Linked DNA regions of Mus musculus: region 2 is linked to region 1. Evidence: chromatin loops called from intact Hi-C (ENCODE). Cell type or tissue: left cerebral cortex. All regions are shown on one strand. Each heading gives the region's core, and the rest is flanking DNA. Links, peaks and the distances in the headings are about the cores only.

Region 1 (15,377 bases), core at 3,170-11,169:
TGCTGGAGGTTAACAAGAAAACCTGTTTTTTCAGGCTAGGTGGGCTTTCAGAAATGGGGGCATCAGGATAGTTCGCTTCACCCACTAAGTGGTCACACTTGTTCTAAGATGAGAACACATGCCAAGGCCGGTCAGGGAGGCCAGTGGGGGACATCAGTACTCATGCTGTCTTCTTCAAGAAAGCAGGCAGACACAGGAGACTGACTGTAAACTCAAGGGACAACAATCCTGGTGCAGACAGTGGAGGAGCAACCCTGCATCTAAAGCGTAGGACTGAGGACCAACCCTGGAAGATGTCTGTCCTCTCCACACACCCAGTACTACACAGCACACAAGCCAGCACCCTCATCCAACACCCAAAAAGGCTAAGAAGAAGAACGAGCAGAGATTCTGAGAGGTTGAGAGCGAGAGCCTTTAATTCCATCACATGGTCTCACTGACCTGACCATGTAGCATGGCCACCATTGGTGACTTGGAACCCCTGATTAAGCTGCCTCCATGTTCAGGAGCGCTAGAACTACAAGCCATATCTGCTTTGTACTCTTTTTTTTTTTTTTTTGGTGCTGGAGAGAGGACACATGGCTTCCTGAACGCTAGGACAGCACACTGCCAACTCTGCTCGATCCTAATATCACTTCTTTTGTTAAAACATCTAATTCCACTTATTCTTTATTATGTGTCATCGCTCCATGGGAAGGCAGAGGACAACTTCATGGATTCTGTTCTGTCTTTCCACTCTGCAGACCCTAGAGGGAACTCAGACAGCTAGCCTGGTGGCAAGTGCCCTTATCAGTTAAACCATCTGCCTTGTCCCTAAAACCTATCCTTAATGACAGTCCTTTCTCTTTTGATATAGGGCAGTAGGGCCCTATATCAGTAAGTTTCAGGACCTGTGACCCTTGGGCTCAAGTCCTCTGCCAGCCCCCACCAATTGGAGTTGCCCTCTCCAAGCCTTCCAAGTTACTTTCTCTACTTTTTTGTTTTTGGGTTTGTTTGTTTGTTTTTCGAGACAGGGTTTCTCTGTATAGCCTTGGCTGTCCTGGAACTCACTCTGTAAACCAGGCTGGCCTTAAACTCAGAAATATGCCTGCCTCTGCCTTGCAAGATCTGGGATTAAAGGCGTGTGCCACCACTGCCTGGCCTTTCTCTACTCTTTTGGGTGAGCTAGACTCTTGGCTTCTCCCCTTAACCCCCTTTCAAGATAACAACAGAGAACTATAGAGGAAGAAACACTGATTTAAAGCATGTATATGGCTAGGACCACACTAGAGGGAGGGCTTGATAAACTTCATCCTCACTCACGCATGCACACATATTAAAAATGACAAGGATTGGACGGGGTGGGGGGGGGAGCTTTTAATGCCACATCACCTTCTCATGTAGGTTGGCCATGGACTCCCTGCGTCTCTCATTCTGACACTGAACTCCCATCTCAGTTCCCTGCAGCTTTGTTGTTGTTTCAAGACAAGAGTCTCACTGTCTATCCCTGGCTGTAGTCTCATTGTGTATCCCTGTCCTGGAATGTAGACATCTGCCTGCCTCTGCCTGCCAAGTGTTGGAATAAAAGTCGTATGCCACTCTCACCGGCTTTTGCCTGCACATTTGGGAATGTTGGGATTCAAGCCTGACCTCCCACAGGCCCTTTCTACTGTACTTGGGAAGGAACCCATGGTTTCCTGTATGCTATGCTAGCATTCCACACAATGAATTTGACATTCTAAAGTAATTTCTTTTGTTAAAATATTTTATTACTCTGTGTGCTCTACATAATTTGCAATGTCAGAGGGTACTCATTGTTCCCCTTTCACTGGGTCCTGCAGGTCAAACCTGAGGAGTCTGCGCTTGCAGCAAACACCTTTATTCCTAAGCCGTCCTGCCAATTCTTAATAACATGCTTGTATCTTTGCTCCTAGGAGGCTTACTGGTGAGGTCAGCCTATAGGGACCAAGGCCACCAGGTCCCAAGACCTCTGACCATTCTTCATCTCCCACATTACTACTTATAGTTCTTGAGGTAAGTTGGACACTTGGTGGGTCTTCCATCTCCCTTTTCCTAGATGCCTGCTGAGGTCCAAGGGCGTAGATGTCAGAGCGGGATCTAGGTTCACTCTTACAGCCCCAGGAGGGCATGGGAAGACTTGTTAGGAATATGGTCACACAGTCACAGATCCTACACAGAGAGGGCGCTGCATCACACCAGGAGCAGGGTCAAGGTGAGGCCCCAGGCTAGCTGAAGAGGCATATGCCAGAATGAGATCCCAAAGCAGCATAATAAATAGGTCTGTAACTCCAAGACTCCGCAGCTTCAAGCAGGGAATTCACTAGTTGGAGGTTAGCTTGGGAAACACAGGATGTTTCAGATTAGCCTGGACTATCAAAAATGGGGACTGGGAAGCTGAGAAGAGGAATTTATGGGTAAAAACTTGTGTCAACAAGCATGAGGACCCGCCTTTTATATTTCAGTTTAAGTCTGCTGAAGCTGTGAAGCTGAGGTGAGGGGCCAGCACTCTAGGCTCAGTACCGTGAGAAGGCAGGCAGAGACCAGAAACAGTCTGCTGGGGCAATTAGCTTAGCATACACAGTAGACAGCAAGAGACCACTTACAAATGGTGAAAGGTGGGGCTAGAGAGACAGTTAGGTGGTAAAGAACACTCAGGGCTCTTCCAGAGGTCCTTGGTTCAGTCCCCATCACCCACAAGGCACTTTACGACAACCTGTATCCCCTGCTCTAGGTGATCTGGGGCTCTCTTCTGGCCTCTGCAGGCACCAGAAATGCACGCGGTACACTTAAACACATACAAGCAAAATACCCATACACAGAAAAAAATATATATTTTTTAAGATGAAAGATTAGGGACAACACCAGAGGCTGTCCCCTGGCACCTCTCCCTCCTCTCCCGCCTCCTCCCTCCCCTCTGAGATTCTGGGGCAGAGCCTTTTAATGTTTCATGTTCTCAGGTCACCATGTAGGATGGCCATGGGCTCACTGCGCTGCTCACAATAAGACTGAACTCCTGAAGTAGTGCTTCCTGTCTTCGGAGTCTGAGCATTACAAGTCCCAGCTACTATTTGCCCTTGATTTGTTTATGGAGAGGGGACCCATGGTTCTCTGCATCCTAGGGAATCACTCTATCCTCTAAGCTCAGGGGTTACATCATCCTTGTGTCTTCCTTTCAGAAAGGCTCCATTACATTTCTAGTGTGCTAGAGGTTAGAGGACAATCGTACAGCACTTGTCTCCTTCTGCTGTTGTAGGGATGGAATTCAGGTCATCAAGCTTAGAGCAATGCCCTTGACCTGATGGGTCATCCTTCATAATGACAAGCTCACCTCTGTGCTTCTCTAGGAGACTCATTGGTGAAGGCAGCCCTCAGGACCAACACCACCAGGCCTGAAGACCGCTGACCCTCAGGGTTAAGTCTATTGCCGGCCTGCAACCAATTACATCTCCCCAGTTGAGGAAAATTCCTCGAGTCTTCTACATTACTTCCTCCAGTTTTGAGGTAAGTTGATCACTTGGTGTGTCTGCTGTCTTATTGCCCCCTTTCCAGATAACCTGTAGTATATTAAGGATGCAGGTGTCAGAGGCGGGGTGATAAAGACATCATAGCTCCAGGCAGCTCTGTAGGAGCTCTGGAAGGAAGTAACAGCAGCTCTGCCCAACAGGGCCTTGATCCGTGTCAGTTGGGTCAGGCGGGTGCCAGGTTGGAATAAGCATTAGAATGAAGACAAAAAGCACTGTGAGGTATGGGCTTGTAAGCCCAAAATTCAAGATGCTTACGTTTGATTTAGTCTGAGAAACAAAGAGTATTCCAGGATTAGTCTGGACTGTCAACAGCAACAACAACAAAAGTAGGATTTTGGGAGCGTCTTAGGAATAATCTTTACTGGCATTTTTTATTAAAAGTAACATAGGCGCCAGTCGTGGTGGTGCATGCCTTTAATCCCAGCACTTGGGAGGCAGAGGCAGGTGGATTTCTGAGTTCGAGGCCAGCCTGGTCTACAAAGTGAGTTCCAGGACAGGCAGGGCTACACAGAGAAACCCTGTCTTGAAAAACAAAACAAAACAAAACAAAAACAAAACAAAAACAAAAACAAAAGTAACATAGGCAGTTAGGCAAGATAGCACTGACAAATTGTAATAATTTTAGTGAAGACATAGTTGCCTGTCACTTGTTTTTCATGATTTAGTGGTAGCAACATACATATTTGACAGTGAGTGGGGTAAGGATGTTTTTGTGAATAGAACATCAGCTAGTTTGCTTTGTGGATGGAAGACATCCTCTTGGTATATAAACTGTCTTTCAACAGAGTCAGCTTCTGTAAGAGGGGGAGTCTCCCCAAGTCTGCAAAGTTGGTCAGGATGATGTCAAATGTCATAAGATACAAGTTGTAAGTTACATCTAGTGTTTCATATTTGCATACCCAGCACTCAGGGAGCTAAGGTAGGAGGATTGCTTTGAGTTCTAGGCTAGCCTGGGCCACAAAGTGAGACCCTGTCCCAAGAAATGTAACCGTGGATGAAGGAGATGGGTCCTTTATTGAAACAGTTTTACATTTATTTGGTGTTGGGGGTGTTGCACATCTGCTGCAGCATGCTTGTGGCGGAGATCACAGGACAACTGGAGGAGATTAGTTCTCTCCTTCTTCTAAGTTGGTCCCAGAAATCTAACTCAGGCCCTGAGGCTTTCAGCAAGCGCCTTTTCAAACTACTTAGCCATTTCACTGATCTGTCCACCGATCCTCCAGTAAAGTTCTGCCAAGCAGTAAGAACTGAGATAGATGGCCATAACTCATATGCAGCTGTGGTGACATGGACTTGCTTGCCTAGGTCTGAGGTGGTAAAGCCTTTATCGCCAATGAGTCTAGCCTTCTTGGCATGTTCCAGGCCAGTGAAAGTCACTGTCTCAAAAACAAAACAACACAATACAAAACAAAACAAAACAGGATCTAGTGATGCCTGAAGTTCTCCTCTGGCATGCATACACACACACACACACACACACACACACACACACCCTACAGATGGTGTACATGTTTGTACACCCCAGTTATCTCAGTTCTCCTGAGACTGGTGCAGGAGGATCTGTGGTTCAAAGTCAGGTACACAGCTAGTTTTAGGCCAGCCAGGACTATATGATACCCTTTCTCAAAAAAGCCTGCTGTCAGAGAAGGAATGATCCGGCCATGGCATACCTCTATTGCTTAGAGTGGTGGCTATGGTAAGAATTGCAAGGGGGCAATTCTCTTACCTCTGAGATGTCTGCACGATCTTCTAGAATGCACTCTGTGCTTTGGGAGAGCTACTTTCCAAGGCCACAGCAGACGACCTGAAGTGCTCTCGGCGGGAACAGTGTTTCAGGCATAGTTGCAGTGGTCTTCTGTAGATGCTGTCTTGCCCTTCCACTTCCAGGGAGTAGAGAGGGGACATAGCACAGGACATGTGGATCTCAGGGGTTTGATGGATGCCATCTAACCAAGCTCTCAGTTCAGTGTGACACACGAAGATGCCAAATGTTAACCTCTGTTCTACACACACACATACACACACACACACACACACACACACAGAGGAAATATGAGAGCTATTAACAGTTGACTTCCTAATGAGCATGCACACCTGCAAGTGTGTCCATACACATACTACACAAATATGGTAGCAGTTGAAAAAAAAAACCACTTGATGTTGACCTGTTTTTGACATACACACACTCAGACATATCACACACACGCACACACACACACAAAATGCTTTTATAGTCAAATTGTTAAGGTGACCTGAATTAAAGAACATCAAACTTTGTGTAAAATCAAAGCAGAAGTGAGGGCCATTTGAGAATGTTTTGTCCACTGGGGCCAAATTCTCTTTCTTCCCTCATTTAAATCTGTAAGCCCAGCACTTGCAGATTGAGGCAGAGGTTGTAGAGTTTAAAGCCATTATACAGAATAAGACCCTGCCTCTAAAAACAAACACCAAACCCCATTCTTAATAAATCCCAACAGGGGCGGGGTAAACTTCTGGGACCTCAAAGGGAAGTGTTCTGAAATACCATAACGTTTAGCTAGATAACTAGTCCCTCAGTTCCTCAGCATTTGAATTTAATTACCTGGAAAAGGCAAAGTACTGAGCAGGTAGTTCTAGTCGCACAAATTGGTCATTTTCCTTGAGATGGGGTCTCAGTCTATAGTCTTGGCTGACCTGGATTACAGACAGGATTTTACTCTGTAGTCCAGGCTGGCTTGAACTCATGGCAATCCTTCTGCCTAAGCTGCTGAATTCTAGGATCACAGACATGGGTTATTTTACCTTTTGCAAATCTCTTAATAATGGTCTACAGTGGTGAAATTCCATAACCATTTTTTGTAAAGAAAAAAGTTGTGGTGTTAATTTTGACAGGAGATGCTGAAATGTGAGCAACTAGGATTCTCTTTCTCCTTTTTAATTCCTCAAAGTACTTGAGTTTTTTGCTCCAAATACTCAATAGACATTTTATAGCCAACCTATAGGGACTGTAATGAAGTTGGTAGCATGAGTAGGTATAGGCTCCTGACCTCTTTATAATGTTAAAAGCTTAACATAGCATGCTGTGGCTGGAATAAATGAAAGGAAAAAGGAAATATGGAGTTGGGTGTTTTGTTTTGAGACTGGGAGTCCTTCTGTAGCACAGGGTGTCTTCAAACTTGTGATTCTCCTGTCTCAGACTCACCTGTACTGGGAATCATTAAAATGGGACTTTTAATGCCCAAGCTAAAGAGCTTAGCTTCTTCTTCTGATCTGTGTTTTAAAATAAAACAAAAAACTGTGTCCACAAGAGTATAGTGAAACCAGAGTGGAGTGCTGGAGGAGTCAGTTAGACTAGGCTTAGTGAGAGAGAAGGCAAGTGGGTGGTGGGCAGGACCACAGCTCTTTAGGTCAGTAGGGTGTAGTGAACTGGTGGTCTAGGGGGTGAAAGGTTTTGATCAGCAGTGAATGCTCTTCAGGGGTGTGTACTAAATGGGTACCACAGGCAGGCGCTGGAGGGGAGAGAATACAAGGATGAACTACTTTGTCCAGCCTCAGGATCCAGGAAGTAACAAGAAGCATGACTGTAGGACTGGGGCGCAGTTGCCTCAATCTGGAGAGCTAAGACTTGAAGTGAGACGTTGAGGGGGGTGCATGGTCTGCTCTTTAGCCTGGCAGGGCTACGTAAGGTAGAGACAGCGGAGGCCCCATCGCGGTGAGGGCCCGTGGATCGCAGAGCCCAGTGGCCTCGCCACCGTAGTCCGCAGGGCCACGCGTAGGAGAGGCATGAGTCTCCCGGGATGGGAGCTCAGGTGTACTGGCTTTAGGGCCCCAACCCGGGCCACTCCGGGAACTCTGAACGGAAGCGGCCCCTCCCCGCCCTGCTGCCGGACACCCAGCCAATCAGTGCATCCCGCCAATCAGGGCGTCGGACCAATCAGTGTGCTTTCTCCGGCGGAGCCCGGCGCTTAGCTGACGCGTGAGGCCAGCCCGCGCCCCGCCGCCCTTGGGCGACGGCCCCTCCCGCGTTTGCCCGGCCCGTTAGCTGCGCGCCGCGCCTCTTGCGCGACGGCCCCTGGGCGGCGGAGGCCGTGGCGGCGGCGCGTGCGGGCGCGGCCCTGGTGCGCCCCCTGGCGGCCCGGCCGGCAAGCTGCGGGTGCGGCGCTGACCCGGAGGCGGCGGCGGCGGTGCCCGGATGGAGGCACGTCATTGTCCCCCGCCGGGCGGCTGGGCTGTGTGCGGCGGCGGCGGCGGCGGCGGCCGAGGGGGATGGAGCGAGTGCCGAGCCGGGTCAGGTAAGCTCCCGCCTCCTTCCCGCCCGCTGCAGGCCGGCGTGGGGCCGGGCCGCGTGTCCCTGGTTCGCGGCCTCAGCCGCCCCGCCGCCTTCAGCCGGCCGCGGCCCGCCGGGACTAGCGCGGCCCCTCGCCCGCCGCCCCCTCTACAGCCGCCGGGCGGCCCGGGGACCCCACGGCTGCGGGACTGGCGCTGCCGCCGCCCGGCCGGGCCAGGCCCGCAGAGCAGGAGGCGGTGGCCACGGCGGGCGGGCTCGCAGCGAAGGCAGCGCCGGGGTTGCACGGAAGGGCCGGACCCCCCTGGTTGCCATGGCCACAGCGCTCCCACCCCCACCGGCCCCAGCCCGCCCCCTCGGTCCGCTGCTCGGGCGGCCGGCAGCTACCGGGCCGCCCGGCGCGTTTGGAGCTGCCGGGGTGGGCGTGTGCACGCCGGGACAGTGTAGCCGGCGTAGCCGGCGTCCGGGGCCCGCCCGCCGCCCCCCCGCGTGGCTGCCACCTCCGGCTCCAGGGCGCCCCTCGGAGCTCCGGGCTGGCCTCCCCGCCCCCACCCCACCCCGACAAACTTTCCCACCCGGGCGCAGTCCACTAGGCTCCTCAGCAGAACACCCGAGTTGCCCACGCCGTAGCGGAGCGGACACCCGCAAGAGAGGCGGACAGCCGGGGGTGTTGGGGTGGGGGGGAGGAGCCCCGTAGCTCTTTCCCCTCCGAAAAAGCGAGTGTGCCTTCCTCCCCCAGGCTCTTTATCTTTTGGGGCACAGAGAACCAACTTACCTGGAGGAAAGGGCGGGTGGGAGGGATCAGATTCAGATGTTTGAAATGAAAATTTGACGGGACCAAAGTTTTACAATCTAGGACTTTAACCTCCCTAGAATACAGTTGAGATTACTTTTGTTGAATAGCTCTTTTATATCTGAAGGCCTTAGGACTTGCTTGTTTGTGGTTCTTTCAAGTAAATACACTCAAGTAACAAAAAGTGTCGGGGAAACTAGTTAACGCCCCTTTTACAAAGTAACAACCGGATCCAGGTTCGCACAGCTGTTTATGGAGGAGAACTTTTCTTCAAAGCATGCATTTTAAACGTTCTGCTTTTACCATGTCACTCATTCAGATGCTTAGGTCTGTGAATAATGAGTTACACTTATTTGTTTTTACTCAGGGACAGTTTCACTTTCTTTTCTGTAATCATTGATTCAAGACTACAGTAAGTACTTGGTTTGCAGAGTTTTACGGCTAATCATTCTGTTTACCAAAATACAATTAAAAACCAAGTGGTGTCTTTTTTTAAAGTTTCTTAAAACTGAAATGTTACCAGAACTTGTATAATACTGTTTATGAAGAGTTCGCATAACAGGTTTTTTTTAATGCGTTGACCTTATTTCTTCAGTGTATGTGGGGGGACACAATGTGTACATAGTGATATTCTTTCTTAAAATGAGAAAGATAAATGTAGCCTGGCATTTACTTATCGTAAAAGAGACCTAAGCAAGTAATTAGTCTTGCACATTTATTCAGCTTTGGTCCCTGGTCAGGTTTCAAAATGGACTGTTGTAACTTTGTATATCATGAAAAGGTGTTGGGACTGGCTGGGCTTTGAGTAAGTAGTTACCATTCACAGGCCGTTTTGAACACTAACTGTCAGACGCTTCACTTAGACTAAAAACAGGAGCCATATGAACCTGTCTTACACAATATAGCTGGGTTTTAAGAAAGGTTGGCTCTTATAGGTGGAGTTTAGTTTGATCCCTGGTGACTTTAAGGTGATATTCATTGGCTGAATATCCAAGTGAAGAAGATAGATGGGTTCTGTTATTCTTGCCAGAATCAAAACAATGACATATTTCTGATGACTTGAGTTGTGTTTTCCTTAATATTTATCTCCTAAGCCTATCACAGCATCTTTGCTAGAATGAGTACGGTGTTTTGTTTGGTTGGTTGTTAATCATTGTATGGAAAGGTTGCTTGTCCCAGGAAAATCAAGGGGTTTTACTATAAATGTTATTTTAAGTAAGGATAGACTAGCCTTTCCTTATTACGGAGTTTTGTCTCCTTCCCCTAACTCTCCCTCCTGTTCCTTTTTTTCCATCAATACACTGTGTGTGTGTGCACGTGTGTGTGTCTGTATGTGTATATAGAATTTCTTTTGCCTGTAGCATGAGAAATATATAAACTTTATTTGGCTAGTAGGCCCAAATTTTCTTGTGACTGAAGGTGATTTATCTTCATTTGATTAAGTATTCAAGTTATTGACTTTCTGATTTTATGTAACTGCCCCTACATTGTTAAGGTTGTAACTTCACTTGAATTAAAAATTGTAAACAAGAAGGTTGAAACTTTTAAGGAACAACTTGACTGTAAGCACCAACATGGGGACATCTGTTCACTGAAGTACACAAGGATTTTATTACCCTTTGTACTTTAAAAGGGGTGAACTTTTTAAAGGCCAAGTTTTAGAGGTACTCCCTTTAATTCAGAGGTTTTAAAGAATTAAATGAGATGCCATATATAAATCCCTAAGCACAAGCTGGTGCTACAAGCAAACACTAGTAACTTCCTGTTTGCACGATTTCATTCATTTGTTGAACACATGTTTGGAAAGCTTCCCCCATACCAGGTAGGGTGGAGTTAAGTTTTTACTACATGCTACCATGGAGATCAGCACAAGGACTTTTTAGGATTGGTTTCTTACCCAATCTTGGGGTGAAAGGTGTTGTCAAGGAAACCCTTTAGGATGGGTTTCTAAAAAGCATTGTAGAGGAATGAGTTCTAACCCTGACAGGGGAAGTGTTAACTAAGCAGAGGTAGGAGATGGAGAACATGTGAAGAATAGCTTGCAGGACCTCAGCAAGGAGCTTGGACTAAAAATGGGCCCTGTCTATGGTGGGAGTGTAACGTGCGGAGTGTTCCAGAGACTAAAGCGTGCCAAGTTCAGATGCTGGGAAGAACATAGGGAGGGCAGCTGAGCACTCCTGAAAGGTTTTCTTCAAGGTCTGACATGTAGATTTGGCTGCCTGGACATTTTGAGGACCATTCCTTAAAAGCACTTTGCTGACTTGGGTTGCATAATGGCTAGACAACGGTCCTGCTGGGTGCTGGGTGCTGGGTGCTGGGTGCTGGGTGCTGGGTGCTGGGGCTCAGTCACTGACCTTGCAGATTTTGGCTGATCTTCCAAAGGGTTATCATGAAAATTTAGCAAATAAATAAATATTCAGCAATTAATATGATACCTAGCACATCAAAAAAACTCAATTAGTAGATTTAAAAATAAGATTCAGAGATTTAAATACATATTTGTGTTCAAAGTTTGATGTTAGCAAAATTACAGGTTTAATTCTAAAAGTTGAAATACTTATAAATGCTGGACTTTTTCAGAAAAATGTATTTGCTTCACTGGTAAGACTTTTCTGTAGCTAAAATTTTTCAAAACTTCAAATTTCATACAATAGTATTTTAGACTTTCAATTAAAAATTAAAGCTAAATATTCTCTTTATGCAATTTAATTGACTTTTTTCCCTGAAAAATGGTATATGATTTAAAAATGTAATCAAATATATTAAATTGTAGACTGTTCCTAGCTTTAAGCAGTATGTATGTATGTGTATGTGTGTATATATATATATATATATATACACACATACACACACACATATATAAAATATATGTGTTTTTAGTGTATATAATTGTGTATATCATACACATATACACATATATATGTGTGTATACAAATATTATATACAATATATATATATATATGGTGTTTTTAGTGTACATAATTGTGGATTGAGGAGCCTGAGTATAACCTTGCATGGTTTGCGGGATGTGGTACAGGAAAAGGGTTTTTTGGTAGTGGTGCTGCTGCTGCTTCCAAAACAAGGTCTTTCCAAGACAGAGTCTTGTACTGAATTCTTGATCTTCCTGCCTCCACTTCCATTGCTGGGATTACAGGCATGTAACCACTAAGGCTAGGCAAGACCTCTACCACTGGAGCTACATTCCTGTTCCCACTAATGGTTTCTCTTTGTTGGATGATTTGTTTAAAGATAGTTTCACTTGGTTAGACACAAGTTTGGAGGACACAGTGACTGGCAAGTAGACTGCTCTGTTCACTCTTTGAAACAAATGTACTTTTTGTCTTTTGCAGGGTTGAAAAATGACCATAGTTGACAAAACTGAACCTTCAGACCCATCAACCTGTCAGAACCAGCCTGGCAGTTGTGAGGCGGTCTCACCTGAAGACATGGACACAGGCTCTGCCAGCTGGGGCGCTGTGTCTTCAATAAGTGATGTCTCAAGTCACACACTTCCATTAGGGCCAGTGCCTGGTGCTGTAGTTTATTCTAACTCGTCTGTACCTGAAAAATCAAAGCCATCACCACCAAAGGATCAAGGTATGAGTACAGAGTTACTGCCGCCAGGGGCTCCCATGCCGGGGATTCAGAAGGGCATTGGTCCAAGATTGACACCATTTCATTTTGCTCTAATGAGCATTCATTCATTTATCTACCACACCCACCCACAGATCATTATTACCATGTATAACAAGTAGGATAGATTGATTTTTAATTGTCAGATGAATTTTTTTTTAAATTCCCAATTTCTTGAAGGATAGACTTTTATCTTGGCCTCAGACTCATTATGTAGCCAAAGCTGGCCTGATTGTTTTGTCTTCTTGATTCTCTTGTCTCTGAATGCCGGGATCACAGGGGCATTGTGTGGGGATCAAACCCAGGACTTTCTCTGCATTCTAAGGAAGCATTCTGTGAATTGAGCTACATTTCCAGATAATTATTATGGAAAAAATAAAAAGTTGTAGGTCCAGTAAACCCATATATCCATCAGCCAGCTGCCGACAGTTCATGGCCTCTTAGCTGAACCTCCAACCACAGACCTCCCTCGTTTGTGTGTGTGTCTCTGTCTGTCTGTCTTTCTGTCTGTCTGACTTACACCCTCTTCTGGCTCTCACAGCACCAGTGCTTACATGTGCACAGGTGTGGCACACAGAAATGCATCTAGTCAATATTTAGATTCCTCTATTATATAATTTTAAAAGTATTATTTGTGTGTTTCCATGCTATGGTATATATGTAGAGGTCAGAAGATAAGTTTCTGAGGTCAGATTCTCTGCTTCTGCTGCAGGTTCCATGATTAAACTTGGGTTGTCATGTTTGTGTGGCAAGTTCTTTTACCTGCGAGCCCTCCTGCAGGTCCTCCAGTGTAAATGAAGCCCACGTTTGGCTTTAGGTGGACTTATGTCTTTGAAGATTCTTTAATTTGTTAACACCCCCCCCCCCCCGCCCCGGGTCCTTGAAGATGATTTGTTGAAGCCAAGTGAATGTGGAGTTAATGTCACCCTAGGCTTTGGACTTTGTCTTCTGTGTTTGTGGCAGGCTAGTAATGAGGTGTAGGGTCCTGATCAGATTTAGACGTTGCTATGTATTTTGCTTATTTGTTTTTAATTTTTTTGCTCTCTTTTTTAAGTCCTAGGTGATGGCATTGCTCCTCCTCAAAAGGTCCTGTTTCCATCTGAAAAGATTTGTCTTAAGTGGCAACAAAGTCATCGAGTTGGCGCTGGGCTCCAGAATTTGGGCAACACCTGTTTTGCCAATGCCGCATTGCAGTGTCTGACTTACACGCCACCCCTCGCCAATTACATGTTATCCCATGAACACTCCAAGACATGTGAGTGCCTCATGCTCTTGAGAACCTGTTTTCAGTGCTGTGGTCTGCTTTCCTGATGCTGTCTTCTTCTGAAATGAATGAAGAATGTAGTGACATTACACTACCACGGGCTGGGTGTGTAGCTCAGTGGTAGTAGCTCACCTAGCATGCAGAAGGCTCCAGGTTCAGTCCACAGCCTGCATTAAAAAAAAATCAAAAAAATCCAAGTTAAATGATCACAGAGAAGTTGGTTTGCTGGTTCAGAAGCTAGGGTGGGTGGGAGGGACTTTTAGGATTGGTTTTGGGTTGCATAAGGAACATTTCACACCTAATTTGATCTGTAAAGTATTTTAAAAGAAGTTTATTTATTTTGTTAGCTTTTGACATTTCAGAATCCCTTGGGGTGTGTATGTGTGTGTCTTGCTGTGTAATCTTCAAATCGAGTCCAAAATCCTGCTCAGCTTCCAGGTATGACCTGGCATTCCTAGATTTTTACATTTCTTTTAACTCAGTAGAAGCCCAGCTTAGTGTTGGCTAGAGAAATTTGAAGGTTGTCTGCTGTCCCTATCCCTCCCTGCCACAGTTCTTTTGAGGTGTGATTGATAGAAAGCCTGTACTGTAGATTCACACGCTGATGCGTGTTGACTTTGTGTCTCTGAGACGATGACCACAGTTATATTCATCAAACCCGAAAGTTTCCTGGTGCCTCTTTGCAGTCCCCACTTCCTCAGTCCCAGGCAACTGGCTGATCCACCTTACAACACATTAGCTTGATTTTATTTACTTTTTTGTATGTTGCATATATGGAGTTACAACATATATATTGTTTTATTTTGCCCGATCTGACATAATTCAACATTATTCTGTTGGTTGTGTGTATCACAGATTACACAGTTACACACTTGGGAAGTGAAGGCCAGGGGACCTCCAGAGTGAGTTCAGGCCAGTCTGGGTTACCTGGATCCTGTCTCTAAGAAATAATGAAAAAACCAAGTCTTTGTAAAACATTTTTTTTTTTTTTTTTGGTCTTAGGTCCATGTGTAAGAATGAAATGGCTTCCTCGTGTTCTGGGCACAATAACTTTTAAACATTTCAGAACCAGCAGGGGGTAAAAGTTCTGTTCACACCATTTCCCAATACAAGATGTGCTCAGGGCGTTTTGGTTTGGTTTGTTTTGGTACTGGACCTTGAGGCTGCACGCCTGTTAGTAGGCAAATGGTCTATCCCTCAGTTGTACCCTCGGCCCGGTCTTCACCATTGAGAGCATTCTCAGGAGTCTTCTGACTGTGGGGCTCTGCTCTGCCCTTCTCTGATTAGTAATGATGCAAACATCTTGTGGGGATTTGAACTCTAGATGTTTACTTGGCTGAAATGAAATGTCTTTTCGATTGTTTTTCCTGAGATAGGATCTCATGTAGGCCGGACAGGCTCAGCCACTTCTCCTCCTCCATCCTCCTATTTTTACTCTTGAGTCCTGGGTTTACAGGTGGTCATAACCAGGGCTTCCCACATGTGAGGCGAGCAGTCTGCCAATTGAGCTACAGCGCCTTCTCCCTCTCCCCTTCAAATAGTTCATCTAGTTTTCCAATATGTTGGATTTTGAGGGTTTTATAGTTTTTGGAAATGGTAGACTGAGATTTGTAAATGTTTTTTTCCTGCCTCACAGGTGTCTTTTCATTCATCTCAGTGTCTTTTGGAAATTGAAAATACTTGTCAGGATTTGTAGTTCATTAATCTTTTTTATTTTTTATCAGTTGTGTCTTAAATGTTTTATTAAGAAATACTGAGCTGGCAAGATGATTTTGAGGGGATCAGGCTGCTTGCTGCCAGGCCTGACAAGCTGAACTCACTACCTGGGGCTCCTCTTGTCGAAGGGAAGAGTTGACTCCCTCAAGTGGTCCTCTGATCCCTACACACGGCCGTGCGCGT
Region 2 (15,377 bases), core at 3,085-11,084, 78 kb before region 1:
TCACACCTGCAAACTTTTCTCTGGAAAGTATAATAAGCAAGGGGACCCACACTCGGAAAGACAAAGACCGCGTGTTTCTCGCTCAAATGCAGATATCCTAACCTGTAATGGATATACGTGGGAGTAAGTGTGGGTAAAGCCTAACAAACCAGAAAGAAGACCAGAGAGAGTGAAAACTGATGTTGGGGCAAGGGCAAAGTAAATAAACCGAGGGGAAGATACATGGTGCGCGGGGGAGGGAGCGGGGAGACCGGGAAAGTAGAAGCAGTATTTTATGGATGTTGGTATATCAACTCTGCCTTCATATGTGTGTCTGTTGCCTATGGAGGCCAGAAGAGGGCATCAGATCCCCTGGGACTGGAGTTACAGAGGACTGATAACTGATGAGAATTGGACTAGGTCCTCTGCAAGAGCAGCAAATGCTGTTGACTACTGAACCGTCTCTCCAACCTCTTCTTTGTGTTTTAATTTCGAAAATCCAGCCATCTAAGGGACCTAATTTTAGAAGTGATGCATATATATATATATATATATATATATATATATATATATATATATATATGTACATGTATATGTATAAGTGATACGTATATATATAAAATAACTATCTTTTAAAAAAATCACCCATCGTAGTGGTTTATATGCTTCTAATTTTTAAATTTGAGCACTTGAGAGGTAGAAATGAGAGGACCAGGTGTTCAAGTACATAGTGAGTTTGAGGCCAGGCTGACTTAAATGATACCCTGTTTCAGAACAAAAACAAATTTATCTACAAGTCCTGACTCGAGTAGAGCAAACTTGCTTTGATCCATCACAGACCATAGCAAAATGGGAAATGCCAGAGAGAATCTAATCTAAAGGAAATTCTTGGGTTTTGAGACTAACTTTCCAGTTGGTTTCAAACCAAAGGTTTTTTTTTTCCTTGTGACCACCTGGAACCCACCCACCCACCTCCAAAGCTACCCTAGATGATGAAGTTAAGATTCAAAAATCGATGCTGGGACTTGGGAGTAAGTTTACTTGTTGCTCAAGCCTAAGGACCTGAATTCAAATCCCCAGAAACCCACACAAAAGCCATTGGCTACAACTGTGCATGTTATACTAGAACCTGCAAGGGACAGAAACTGGAGAATCCTTGGGGCTTGTTGGCCAGCCAGTCTTACCTAATCAGAGAGCTCCAGGATCGATGAGGAGCCCTGTCTCAAACACACACACACACACACACACACACATACATACATATGCATATATATGGTGGAGAAGGCTCAGTGGTTGAGAGCACTTGTTTTCAGAGGACCTGAGTTTGGTTTTCAGCACCATGTCTAGCAGCTCAAAACTATCTGTAACTCCAGCTCCAGGGGATCCAACACCTTCTGGCCTCTGTGGGCACACACACATACACACATCCTCACACATACACATATACATATACAAATACACACATACCCTCACACAGACACATACACACCCTCACACACACACACCCTCACACATACATACATATACACATATACACTCATACCCTCACACACACACACACACACACACACATATATATATATATATATATATATACATACATACACACAAATACACACACAAGTTTAAAGAAATAGGGTGATGAGCAGTAAAGAAAAACTGATACCATCCTCTGGCCTCCATATATGCATGCACATGAACATGTACACATGAATATACCACACATAAACATACAATTGTTTTTTAAAGGTTAACGTCTTTGTCCTCTGGTAATGTCCCTGCTTTGATTGTCAGTGCAGTGCTGTTGAAAATAATCCATAGTAGCTCTCAATGCAGATAAGTACAGCTGGCATGAGCATCTTGTTTTGTGCTCCGAATTTAGCGTGGTATGAAAAATTGGTAGAGTTGACATTTTTATTTTAACGTATGTTCCATATAGAGTCACGCGGTTCTATACAGCCTCTCTCGTGTGTGGGAAGAGAGCAGCCCTCCAGGAGAATGATTTAACTGAATGCATCCATGGGTTTTTTGGTTTGTTTGGTTTTTTTTGAGACTGTCCTAGAACTCACTTTGTAGACCAGGCTGGCCTCGAACTCAGAAATCTGCCTGCCTCTGCCTCCCAAGTGCTGGAATTAAAGGCCTGCGCCACCACGCCCGGAGCTGCACCCATGTTTTTTAAGCCACTGCTTATAACTCAACAATGCCCTTCACAGGAATGCTTCCCAAATACAAGGCTGAGCAAGCATGGTGTTGCGGGCCTGTGATCTCAGGACCTGAGTGTGGAAAGAGGAAGATCAGGAGTTCAAGACCATCCTGGGCTACATTGTCTGTTCAGAGAACAGCCTGAGACACATGAAACTCAATTGTTCTGTATTTAAAAGCCAAACACACATATAAATATCCATACAGGGATATAGACTGTAGGCATTAAAAACATTGATATGGAATCTGGTGAGATGGCCAGGGGTCTGGGGTGGGGGGGAGGTGGGGGAGGGAATGTGCTTGCAAGCTGTGCAAGCCAGAGGATCCAAGTTCAGAGCCCCAGCATCCATGCAAAGCCAGGCAGTACCAGGCTATACCAGTTCCTTTTCTGTTGCTGTGACAAACATGACGACTGAAAGCAACTTGGAGACGAAAGGATTCATTTCCTTGCAGGTTGCAGTCCATGGTGGAGGGAAGCCAAGGCAGGCACCTAAGGCTGCTTCCTGGCTTGCACCCTGGCTGTTGCTGTGACAAAGCATGCACCAGGAGCAAGTTGGGAAGGAGAGACTTCCATATCACTGCTCACCATTAAAGAACAGGAACTCAAATCAGGGCAGGAACCTGGAGGCAGGAGCTGATGCAGAGGCCATGGAGGGTGCTGCTTACTGGCTTGCTCCTCCTGGTTTACTCTGCCTGCTTTCTTATAGAATCCAGGATCACCAGCCCAGGGATGGCCCCACCCACAATGGGCTGGACTCTCCCCATCAATCACTGATTAAGAAAATACACTACAGCCCGATCTTCTGGGGGGCATTTTCTTAGTTGATGATCCAGTGCACTCCCTCTGACTTAATCAGCGACCATTTTTTAATTATTTCTTTTTACTTTTGTCTCACTCCATGGCCTGGGACAGCCTGGAACTGACATTGTAGACCAGGGTGGCCTTGAGTTCATAGACATGAACTTGCCTCTGCTTCCAGAGTGCTGGGAAAGACGTACGCCACCACAGACAGCTTCAGCACCATTCTTACACAGCTCCGGTGATTAGAAATTAAGAGAATGCCTTGCAGACATGGCCACAGCATGGTAGTCTGATCTGAGCACCTTATCAGTTGAGGTCCCTCTTCCCAGCTGCCTCTAAGGTTGTGTCCGGTTTACAGATGAAATGAGCAATGAGAGGGCTCTAACTCCAATGTGGAATTCTTTAGGAAGAGACAAGAAGAGCCTGGAGAACAGCTGGCCTGCCAGGATGGCTGAAAAAGCAAGGTCCAGTTCAGCGAGAAACCCTGCCTCAAAAAACAAGATGCAGCTTGATTGAGGAAGACAATCCTAACATCAGCTTCTAGCCTCTGTGAGCACCTCCATGGATGAACGAGCATGTGTGTGTATGTTCCAAACACACACGCGTACACAGGCATGCATACACAAGCACAAAGAAGACATAAGTTAGAGATAGAGCTTTAGATCTCAGTAGTAGAGCACTTGCATAGCATATACAAAGTCCTGGGGAAAGGAAAATGTGCTATGCAGTATCTGGCCCACGTCACTGTTTCACCATCAGTAGACATGCCCAGCGTTAACAAGGTCAGTGCTTTCAAGCAAGCACACAAACTAAGCAGAGTTTCTAGACGACAACATGCAACTTCCACTACCTGCTAGTTTCACTTCTACTCATATACAGTGTGATGGTTTGTATATCCTTGGACCAGGGAGTGGGATCATCTGGAGGTGTGGCCTTGTTGGAATAGGTGTGACCTGGTTGGAATGGGTGTGTCACTGTGGGTGTGGGCATAAGATCCTCACCCTAGTTGCCTGGAAGTCAGTCTTCCACTAGCAGCCTTTGGATGAAGACATAGAACTCTCAGCTCTGCCTGCGCCATGCCTGCCTGGATAATGCCATGCTCCCACCTTGGTGATAATGGACTGAACCTCTGAGCCTGTAAGCCAGTCCCAAGTAAATGTTGGTTTTTTTTTTATATAAGACTTGCCTTGGGCTGGTGAGATGGCTCAGTGGGTAAGAGCACCCGGCTGCTCTTCCAAAGGTCCAGAGTTCAAATCCCAGCAACCACATGGTGGCTTACAACCATCTGTAATGAGATCTGACTCCCTCTTCTGGAGTGTCTGAAGACAGCTACAGTGTATTTACATATAACAAATAAATAAATATTAAAAAAAAAAAGACTTGCCTTGGTCATGGTGTCTGTTCACAGCAGTAAAAACCCTAACTAATACATACAGGAATGCATACAAAGGAAATCACCAGCGTGGGAAGTTAAGATGAACCTGTAAGGAAATCCATGAAAGTGTGGCTCTTTCCCATTTTTGTCGCGTGTATGAGTGTTTCCCCTGCATGTATCTCTATGCACTGCTTGTGAGCCAGGTGCTCAAAGGGCTCACAAAGGGACATTCATCCCCTGGGACTGGAGCTACACATGGTGATGATGTGCCATGTAGATGCGGGGAGCCCAGGTCCTCTGGAAGAGCAGCCCAGGACTCTTAACCACTGAGCCATCTCTCCAGCTTCAATTTAGTTTCTTATTATTTTTGGAGGTGTGCATGAAGTGTGTGGGTGGGTGGATGGCCACAGTGTACATGCGGAGGTCAGAAAATGACTTTGCTTAGTCTGTTCTCTTTCCACCGAGGAGGTTTTTGGAATCACTTACTTGGCTGGGTTTGTTCAGCAAGAGCCTTTATTGGCTGAGTGACGGCGCACTTGTCCCCAAAGTGTGGTTCCTAATACAAAAGTCGAAAAGTAAATACTAGCAGAAGAATAGTCACAGCACATTACCATTACTGAACCTTTACGAGGCCACTGCAAAGTTGATACAGCATATTTCTTTGTTTCCATAACAACACATTCCTCTGGGGTCCCCCCCACTTTGGGTTAGTTTGTTTGGTGGTGGTGGTTTGTTTGTTTTTGTTTTGTTTTCTGTCTTTTGTTGGTTTTTTTTTTTTCCTGATTCTTCCATCTCAGTATCCTTTTTTTTTTTTCAAGACAGGGTTTCTCTGTATAGCCCTGGCTGTCCTGGAACTCACTTTGTAGACCAGGCTGGCCTCGAACTCAGAAATCCCCCTGCCTCTGCCTCCTGAGTGCTGGGACTAAAGGCATGTGCCACCACCGCCCATCATCAGTATCCATTATTGAATCTTTGTCTCTAGATGTATAAATTCTGTAGGACTCATATTATATCTGTCTTCAAATTCACTTAGGCAATACAGATGCATTACTGTGTCACCCCAGCCACGTTGACACATACCTACAATTCCAAAACATCAGAGATGTAGGCAGGTCCTAGTCAGCTACAAGGGAATGTGTCAAGAAACATACCCCAGAAATACCGGTGCCCAAGGGTATGCATTTGATGGTGTTTAGTAACAATATTATTGGTATTATAACAATGTTAAGAGCCCAATATCTGTAATGGTTAATGTTGTCAGCTTGATAGGATCTAGAATCATCTAAGAGATAAACCTGGAGGCACGCCCACAAGGGATTTTCTGTATTAAGGTTAGCCTCTGAGACTGTCCTTAAAGGATTATATAGATTAAATGTGTTATAACTCTGATTGGCACCATTTGCTCTGGGCTGGATTAAAAAAAAGAAAGAAAGTGAGCTGAGTACAGGCATCCATAGCTCTCTGCTTCAACACATTCTTTGTTTTTCTCAGTGCCAAGGACGGAAGCTGCGGCCTCACGCATGCTAGGCAAACACTACACTGCTGAGCTGTGTTCCCGGTCCTCTCTTGCTTCTTCTTGAATTTAAAAAATCACATTCTTATGTATTTTCCGTGTGCGCACATGGCTGTATGCATGTGAGCATGCGCTCCGTAGAGCATGTCAGAGGACACTTTGTCGTGTACATTAACTCCGTCTGAGTTGATCTCACCTTTACCACGTGAACCCTGGGGCTTGAACTCAGGCTGTCAGGCTTGGCTACAAGCCCCTCTTATACACTGAGCCATCTCGTTGGACCCGTTCTCTGCTTCTTGGCTGTGGACGCAGTTGACCAGGTTATCTCAAACTTTTACTGTTGTGACTTAACTGCCACAGTGGACTGTGCCTGTAAACAATGAGCCATCAACAAACAAACAAACCAAACCTCCTCCGTCCTTACGTCACATTTGTCGGAGTATTTTATCACAGCAGAGGAGAAACCTAGTCAATGTCCGTCAGCAGGAAGATGGACAAAGATTGTGAATGTAGAGTGACTCTTCCTGAGCACTGAGCAAAATGCTGAGCAACTGCTGGTAAGGAGGTGTCTTAATCAGGGTTCCACTGCTGTGAGCAGACACCATGACCAAGGCAACTCTTATAAGGACAACATTTAATTGGGGCCAGCTTACAGGTTCACAGGTTCAGTCTGTTATCATCATGGCAGGAAGCATGGCAGCATCCAGGCAGGCAACATGCAGGAGATGCTGAGTTCTACATCTTGATCTGAAAGCAGCCAGGGGGAGACAGTGACCCCTTTTATTCTTGACTCTAAGCCACATGGCCAAGGCTGCCAAGTTCTGCTTCTTGCTGGAGCTGGAACAGGCCCCCTTATTCTATTACATCTTCACCAGCTTTCTGTTTTCGATTATTTCCTCGACTGCCTAAGCTTGCCTGTTCTAGAACTTGGCTCAGTAGACTGACCTTGAACTCAGAGATCTGCATGCCTCTGTCTTTTGAGTGCTGGGATTAAAGATGCGTGCCACCAGACCAGGACCTAATTCTTTCTTTACCTTTTCATAAGATCTTTGTATATTCTGGATTGTAGTTCACTCCAGATATGGTCAAGTTGACAACCAAGAATAGCCATCACGGGGGCTGGAGAGATGGCTCGGCGGTTAAGAGCACTGACTGCTCTTCTGAAGGTCCTGAGTTCAAATCCCAGCACCCACATGGTGGCTCACAACCATCCTTATTGAGATCTGACGCCCTCTTCTGGTGTGTCTGAAGACAGCTACAATGTACTTACATATAATAAGATTAGCCATCACAGTAGTTCAGGTAGATCATCAGAGACATTGAATCATCCTAGTGAAGGCCCTAAGTCACAATGTAACTATAGTCATTGCTCCTGTTTACTGAACACTGTCATGTTAGCCCTACTACCCATCTTGCCTTAAGTATTTTCACTCACTGATTCCACATAACAACCATGCCATAAAGATACTGCGCTTATCTTATTTTATAGACAAGAACATAGGGGCACAGGAAGCTTTTGAAATACTTAGCCCAAGAACATACGACTTACACGTCGTGCAATTAGGATTTTTCCACATATTAATTTCCATTGGTATTTATATATTTTCCCTATTTTGTGGTGTGTATGTGTGTGTGTGTGTGTGTGTGCTCTGAACTTATGTGTATGCCTGTTCAAGAAGGAAGATACACATGTGTGCACATGCTTGTGAAGACCTGAAGTTAACATAGGAGTCCTTCGTTTCCCTTCCTCTTACTCACTGAAGCAGGGGCTGTCAATCAAACCTGGAGCATCTCTGATACAGCCAGTCAAGCTACTTAGCATGCTCTGGGAATCCCACCCCTGCCATTTGGGGCCACCATGCACACTCAGCATCTATGTGGGTTCTGGGGACCCAAACACCTGTATCTATTTTATGATAGTTTTGTTAAAATATAATTTGTATATTATAAGATTCACCCTTGTAAAGTGAATTTAGTATGTTCAGAGAAATTCAGAGCTACCGCGGATAATTTTAGACATTCTCATCACCCTGCAGAGAGACAGATCCTCAGCAGACTGAATTGAAACCCAGGCAGTTTGAGTCCAAATTTAGCTTCAGAAAGAACAGCATGGTGTCACATATGCAAATTTCTTTACATATGCCAAAAATGTATGTTATCTCTGCACATAGAGTCATACTAAAATGCTAAGACACACATGGAAATGATTCTGACCTTATTATTACTCTTCTTATTATTTTGGAGTTTATTTTTTCCTTTGAGACAAAGTCTCATGTAACTGCAGCAAGACTTGAACTTCCAATGTAGCCCAGACTGGCCTTGAACTCCTGATCTTCCCACCATCACCTCTCAACTGATAGGACTACAGAAATCCACTCTTGCCATGCCTAGCTTTTTACTTTATTCTTTGCAATGCTAAGGACCAAGCCCAAAGCTCCATGAACTCTACCACTGAGCTCTGCTCCCACTTAGCACTGGAATCGTCATCTTCTTCATCATCACCACCACTATCATCATCATCAACGTCATCATCATCACCACCATCATCACCACCACCACCATCACCACCATCATCATCAAAATTGAGAGATGATTTCTATGCATTCCACATTTGCCCAAAACACAGTATATAACCCAGACGGATCTTGAACTTTCAATTCTCACACCAAAGCCTCCTGAGTACTGGGATTACAGGGAAGTACCAACATGCCCAGATGGTTCCTGACTTTAAAAGCATAATTACTGGCCGGTCAGTGGTGGCACACGCCTTTAATCCTAGCACTTGGGAGGCAGAGGCAGGCAGATTTCTGAGTTCAAGGCCAGCCTGGTGTACAGAGTGAGTTCCGGGACAGCCAGGGCTATAGAGAGAAACCCAGTCTCAAAAAACCAGGTTAGGTAGATGGCTCAATTGGGAAAGTTTGAGTTTTTCGTGTCCTTGTATGCACAAAGACCTGAATTTGATACCCAAAGATCCAAGTTTGAGGGTCACAGAATTCATTTAAAAAAGAAAAGGAAAAGCTGGGCATGGTGGAACCCTCCAGTAGCCTCAGCATTGTGGTGCAGTGTGCTCCTCTCACAGTGAGAAGAGCCTCCTTAGTGAGCTCTAGGCCAGTGAGGGACGGTGTCTCATAAAACAGGCAAAAGTGCCAAGCCTGACAGCCTGAGTTCAATCCCTGAGGCCCACGTGGTGGAGAGAAAGGGCTGACGCCAGCAGGTTGTCCCCTGACCTCCACACATGCACCATGGCACGTGCCTGTGTACACCAGCACAATAAACAGAGTGTGGTTTAAAAAAAAACCCAAGGTGGATGGTGTCTGGGGAACAATACCCAAGGGTGTCTTCTGTTGTATACACACATACGCACATGCACACGCATACCTGAACACACACATATACACAGGCACACCTGACACACACAGGTATACACACAGGATAAGAGAAAACTCTAACTCTCTCTCTCTCTCATTTATTTATTTATTTTTTATTGAGACAGGGTTTCTCTGTGTGGCCCTGGCTGTCCTCGAACTCAGAAATCTGTCTGCCTCTGCCTCCCAAGTGCTGGGATTAAAGGCGTGTGCCACCACTGCCCGGCTTCACTATATTCTCAGTATGTAGCTAAAGGTGACCTTTGAACTTCTGATATCTCTGTCTCTACTTCCCAACTGGTTAGATTACAAGACTCTAACAACAAGCCCAATTTTATGTAGTGCCAAAGATCGAACCCAGGGTTTCAAGCACGCTAGGCTAGCACTCTGCTCACTGAGCTATGTTGCCACTCTTCAGAGCACTTATCTCAGGGTGTAAGGGGAGTGATTTCTGAAAGACTGGCATTTGGAATCCAGCTCTATCTTCGATCATCAGTTCTATAATAAAAGTAGTTGATACAGTCTGAGTGTGGTCTTCCCCCTTTCGGAAACCCATATCGAAATTTAATCTTTCTTATGAGATTAAGAGATGAGACTGGGTGGGACATCTAAAAGGAGATTAATTATCTGCCCTCATGAGTGGATTAAACCACTTATGCAATTAATGGACTAGTGGATTTTTTTGATTGATTGGTTATTTCAGGAGATTGCTGTAAAAGCCAGTTCAGTTGTCTTTCTCACGTTCCTGTTCTCTCACCATTATGACAGTCTGTGCAACCTAGGGACTCTGCTAGCAGGAGGATCCCAGATGTAGTTCCTCTAATTTAAACGTTAACTGTGAACTAAAATAAACTTCTTATCATAATGTGCTCAGCCTGTGGTAGTATATTATCCACTACATAATTTGTGTAAAGACACAAGTAAAATTCGACAGCAATGGTTAACTTGGTACATGGGGATGTGGGTATATTCTTTGTTTTCAAACTTTCATGTTCTTTGCTGTTTTACTTTGAAGTATTAGTGTTATGTGGATGGGTTTTTTTGTTTTATCTCGTCTTGGTTTTGTTTGTTTTGTTTTGTTTTGTTTTGTTTTGTTTTGTTTTGTTTTGTTTTGTTTTGAGACAGGGTTTCTCTGTGTAGCCCTGGCTGTCTTGGAACTCACTCTGTAGACCAGGCTGGCCTCGAACTCAGAAATCTGCCTGCCTCTGCCTCCCGAGTGCTGGGATTAAAGGCGTGTGCCTCCACGCCGGGCTCATTATTAATTTTTAGACAGAGTTTCATGTAGTCCAAGCTACCCACAAAGTTTCTAGGTAACCACAGACAGTCTTGAAGTCTTGACCCTCCTAGCTCTGTCCCTTTCAACAAAGAGTACTGGGAACCGGGCTGAAGCAGGGAAATAAAAGTAGATCCCTCTCTTCTTCTCTTGCCCTGTAGGAAAGTCAACTCAAAATAGATTTTAAAAAGAAAAGAAAAAAAAAACTACTTGTAATGGCTAATCCTGGTTGTCGACTTGACTATATCGGAAATTAACTACAATCCAGAATTGGAGGGCTCACCTGTGATCCAGGCCTTGAGGCTGGAAGACAAGTTTCTGACCTGGATCGTGATAGGGAGATCTTGAGGCATGGTGGCCATGAAAAGTTTAGGCCCAGGCCAGGTAGAACAGGCCTTTATTCCCAGGAGGTTGAGGCAAGGAGATCTCTGAGTCCAAGTTCAGCCTGGGGCAAAGCAAGTCCCAAATGCAGGCGTGGTGGTACACACCTTTAATCTGGAACATACCTTCTACTGGAGACCTACAGAAGGACATTGGAAGAAGGAAGATTCGCTCTTCGACTGCCTTCATTTACTTGCCAGCACATCTGTTGGAATCTACTTCTACAGAAGACCAGATGAAACAGCTAGCCTTGTGGAACTGAGCGACTACTAGATTCTTGGACTTCCCATTCACAGCTGACCATTGTTGAGGAGTTGGACTACAGACTGTAAGTCATCACAATAAATTCCCTCAATATAGAGATTCATTCCATAAGTTCTATGACTCTAGAGAACCCTAACACACTAATATATGACTTATACCCTAAAATTATTATAGGAGACAGTTTGTGTTGGGGTGGGGAGACTTCAAAACAGGCATAGGCAAGGACTTTCTGAGGGGGTTCTATTCACTCATCACGCCAACAACTGACAAATAGGATTGCATGAAATCAAACAGCCAGTACTTAAAATATAAAGTACAAGTGACCAGTGAACAGAGAAAAGAAGTTCAACATTATTGGCCATCAGAAGACTACTAATTAAAACTTCACTGAGGGACTAGAGGATGTAGGTCAGTTGCTAGAGTCTTTATCTAACATGCAAGAAGTCCTAAGTTCAGTTAACAGCACCTCATGAACACTTACTTAAACCCGGTACAGCAGTATATGCCTGTGATCTTGACACTCAGAAAACAGAGGCAAAAGAATCAAAAGCTCAGTGCCATGCCCAGATGTCTAGCAAGGTCAAGGCCAGATTGCTCTATATGTGACAGTCTCTGAGGGAAAAAAGTGTCACTCACAGGAAAATGATACAACTCGAGATGATTATAGTAAGCAAATTAAGTCAAGTCAATATCACATTAGAGGCAAAGATCACAGCAAGTTTTAGGCCTTTCTGTCCTATGCAGCAAGACTGGAAAAAGAATAAAGAAAAGAAAGAGCTGGGCGGTGGTGGCACATGCCTTTAATCCCAGCACTTGGGAGGCAGAGGCAGGGAGATTTCTGAGTTCGAGGCCAGCCTGGTCTACAAAGTGAGTTCCAGGACTGCCAGGGCTACACAGAGAAACCCTGTCTCGAAAAACCAAAACCAAAAACAGAAAGGAAGGAAGGAAGGAAGGAAGGAAGGAAGGAAGGAAGAAAGGAAGGAAGGAAGAAAGAAAGGAAGGAAGGGAGAAATGTTAGGCTTTGAAAATTGTTCCTTTGCATTTATTTCCTTATCTTTAGTTAGTGTACAAGTAGGGAGATTCACACGTTAGTGAGAACAATTTTCTGGAGCCAGTTCTGTCCTTCCGCCACATGAATTCTGGGGACATCAGTCTTGGTGGCAGGCACCTTTGCACCTTGAAGCATCTCTTTAGCCTAATGTCACACTTCTAAAGTCCTCCATTGGGTTGTCTGGGACCCCTGGGTAAAAGTAAAGAATTGCCTGGGAAAGCTTAATATTATGCTCATATTCCCATGATCCTTTAATCTTTGCCCTTTGTAGATTTCATTTCCTTTGTGCAATTATTCAAGTACTGCTTATAGCAGTCTTGTCCCCAAATGATGTCGGCTACTAATTACTAAATTTCCTAATGTTTTATTTTATAATATACATAACATCTTCTTAATTTATAAAGAGGATCTTGATGTTGCCCAAGTTACATTATGTAAACTGACACATCTACCTGAGGCTTTCTCTCCCTGTTACTGAACACCTGTCTTTTCTTGGCTGGGCTCTGATACTTTATTTTTCTTGGCTTTCTGAGCAACCTGGTTATAGATAATAATGCACTGCTGTCATTTGTCAGAAAGCATCTTCTCCCCTCGCATCCCGTACTTTTTCACATGAGTGTCTTCTGTCAGATGTGGTTTTTCTGTTAAAAGAGAAATCAGGGAGGCAGCGGGAGGAGAGGGGTAGGGAACCTGGGAACGAGGTCAGGTACTGAAGCATCATCATACTCCACGTTCCTAGATCTTGTGTAGTGTCCAGGCCAGGGGCAGCGAGGCCCCATTTGGCACCGGTACTTGGAGATGGACACCATAGCCGGAAGTAGCTTTTTGCCCAGGGGAAACTCCACAACAGCCACGTTTGCACATGGCAGTTTTGCTGCAGGCTCAGCATGGGGGTGGTGGGTGGGTGGGTGGGTGGTGGGTTTGGGCTGGAGTGGTGTTGGCTCAAACTTGGGGTGTAGTTTTCTAGTGGGTTTTTCTTGGGGTGGCCGGTAGCAGCGATGGACGTAGGACGCGGCTCCTGCCACCCTTCCAGGCTGTCTTCAAGAAAATCTACCCTCCTTTTTGGACTATGGTGCTCAGCCTGGCTTTCTGCCTTGCCCAGAAGTAAGCGTTATCTGCCGAGTGTTATCATGGGTTCGATTCTGTTGCATTCCATATACGTCTATATAGTATACAAAAATTGTAAGTAAGGAGCCTGATGTGGTGGCCTCTGCCTAGCATTTATAAGGGAGAGAATGAGGAGCTGAAGGCCATCAAACTGGGCTCCATAGATTGGTGTCAGCCTGAGTGCATTCTAGGAAACATCCTGTCTCCAAAAGCCAATTAAAAAAAATTATTAGAAAGAGAAAGGGAAGAAGAGGAGGAGAAGTAAGCAAGGGGAAGAGAAAAAATATAAACAGTGAGCAGGGGAGAAATGGCTCTTCTAGTGGTGGCTGAAGGATGGCCATGTGTCAAAGGGTTGTACCTCAAAATGTAGAGAACTAAGGCCCTGTTGCTCCAGGGTATAACCATGCTGTCTACTCCTTGACTCACAAGCTCAGCCTGCTCTACTTATAAAAATAAAAAGCAGAGACTATGCCGGGGCCTAGCAAACACAGAAGTGGATGATCACAGTCAGCTATTGGATGGGTCACACGGCCCCCAATGGAGGAGCTAGAGAAATTACCCAAGGAGCTAATGGGAACTGCAACCCTATAGGTGGAACAACAATATGAACTAACCAGTACCCCGGAGCTCTTGTCTCTAGCTGCATATGTATCAAAAGATGGACTAGTCGGCCATCACTGCAAAGAGAGGCCCATTGGACTTGCAAACTTTATATGCCCTAGTACAGGGGAACGCCAGGGCTAAAAAGGGGGAGTGGGTGGGTAGGGGATTGGGGGGGTGGGTATGGGGGACCTTTGGGATAGCATTGAAAATGTAAACGAGGAAAATACCTAATTAAAAAATAAATAAATAAAAAGCAGCAAACACAAAGCGATTGGAAGGAGCTTTTATGTGGGGCCAATTGTGAAGCCTTTCGCAAGGCTTCAAAAGGTGAGCCAAGCCTGGTGTGCTGGCCCACACTTGTGGGCATGGTTCTTAGGGATGAAGACAGGAGGGCTAGTTAGGTTATGGTGAGACTGAAACTCAGGAAGCCCTGGCTGGCCTGGACCTTGTGACCTTGTGACCTTGCGACCTTGTGACCTTGCAACCTTGCGACCTTGCGACCTTGCGACCTTGCAGTGCAGCACAGGATGACCTGCTTCTCCTGCCTCTGCCTCCCCAGGAGCTGGCATTACAGGCATGGGCACCACACTTACATTGGGTGCTGGGGAATCAAACGCAGGGCTTCAGGCAAGTTAAGCAAGCACACTACTACTGAGTTACAACCCCAGCCCTCGTATCTTTTCTAAGAATGGTCTCGAACCTTTGCTTCCAGGAGTCTGAGCTGCACTGCCAGTGCTGACTGGTGTCGTCCCTGCCAGAGGCCGCGGACCTTAGTGGTCGTTTCCCTTCACTACCTTTCGCCCTTAGGATCTCCCTTCAGAGAGAAGGCCCCATGGCCTTTACATTTCTGTCATGTTTCTTAGGGGGAGTTCAAATATCTGACTTTCTTTTTCATCTTAATCTTTTCCAACCCATTTCCTTTATAGCCTCAGATGACAACAGATATGAATGGTAAAGAATTTATATCCACGAGGTTGTAACAGAAGGGGACTTGGAAGGAAGATGGTTGTAATATCAAAAATCCCACTTAGAAAAGAGGTTGCTACATGTCAGGCAGGACAAAGATTAAACCCCGAGATTGGATAAAGTGGCTGGGATACTTTCCCTGGGGAGATGCTATACAACTAATAGGGAACGCACCACCTAAGTCTAACTTGGTGAACCAGTGAGTTTATTGGAATTACTTATAGGAGTATGGGTGAGGGGTTACGCACAGAAGCAGGGATAACTCAAAGTCAGCTGCATTAGTAAAATCCATTCACACATGGCCGACTCATGAAAGCTGGCGCTCTAGATATCAACAGGTTGAAGCACCTCTTCCTGACAGCTCCTCTGGTTCTAGTCTCCTCAGCAGACATTACTGTGTGTATAACCTTGTGGGGGTGGGAGCTTGTGCATCTGTTCAGTTTCAGGAACTTCCTGAGACTCGTGGGTTATTTACTTCCTGAATTGTAACCTCCAT

What was found. Hi-C counts contacts between places; a loop is a spot of excess contacts. Peaks named below come from ENCODE experiments on the same cell type or tissue, not always from the same donor. Only the 100,000 strongest peaks of a DNase experiment are listed, where the experiment ranks them.
Region 2: it touches region 1 in a loop (6-fold over the local background); 7 of 42 quality-filtered maps call a loop at or near these places.

Annotation. Positions count from the first base shown.
Region 1 is chr5:143,724,581-143,739,957 of GRCm38, reverse strand. It overlaps Usp42 (ubiquitin specific peptidase 42), which reads left to right and starts at 7,678. Exons shown (of 18, transcript NM_029749.2): 1 at 7,678-7,795; 2 at 11,932-12,178; 3 at 13,269-13,469. The coding sequence starts at 11,941. It overlaps Gm38737 (a long non-coding RNA gene), which reads right to left and starts at 7,503. Exons shown (of 3, transcript XR_868672.3): 1 at 6,106-7,503; 2 at 5,251-5,404; 3 at 4,527-4,900. In left cerebral cortex, for the core only: a CTCF peak has its summit at 7,667 (motif pointing left); DNase peaks (open chromatin) are centred at 7,482 and 10,686; H3K4me3 peaks cover 2,337 bases; H3K27ac peaks cover 696 bases.
Region 2 is chr5:143,802,157-143,817,533 of GRCm38, reverse strand. No RefSeq gene overlaps it. Among named protein-coding and RNA genes, the nearest start is that of Eif2ak1, 7.9 kb to the left of the region's middle. In left cerebral cortex, for the core only: no CTCF peak of the experiment used is centred there; DNase peaks (open chromatin) are centred at 6,645 and 7,886; H3K27ac peaks cover 207 bases.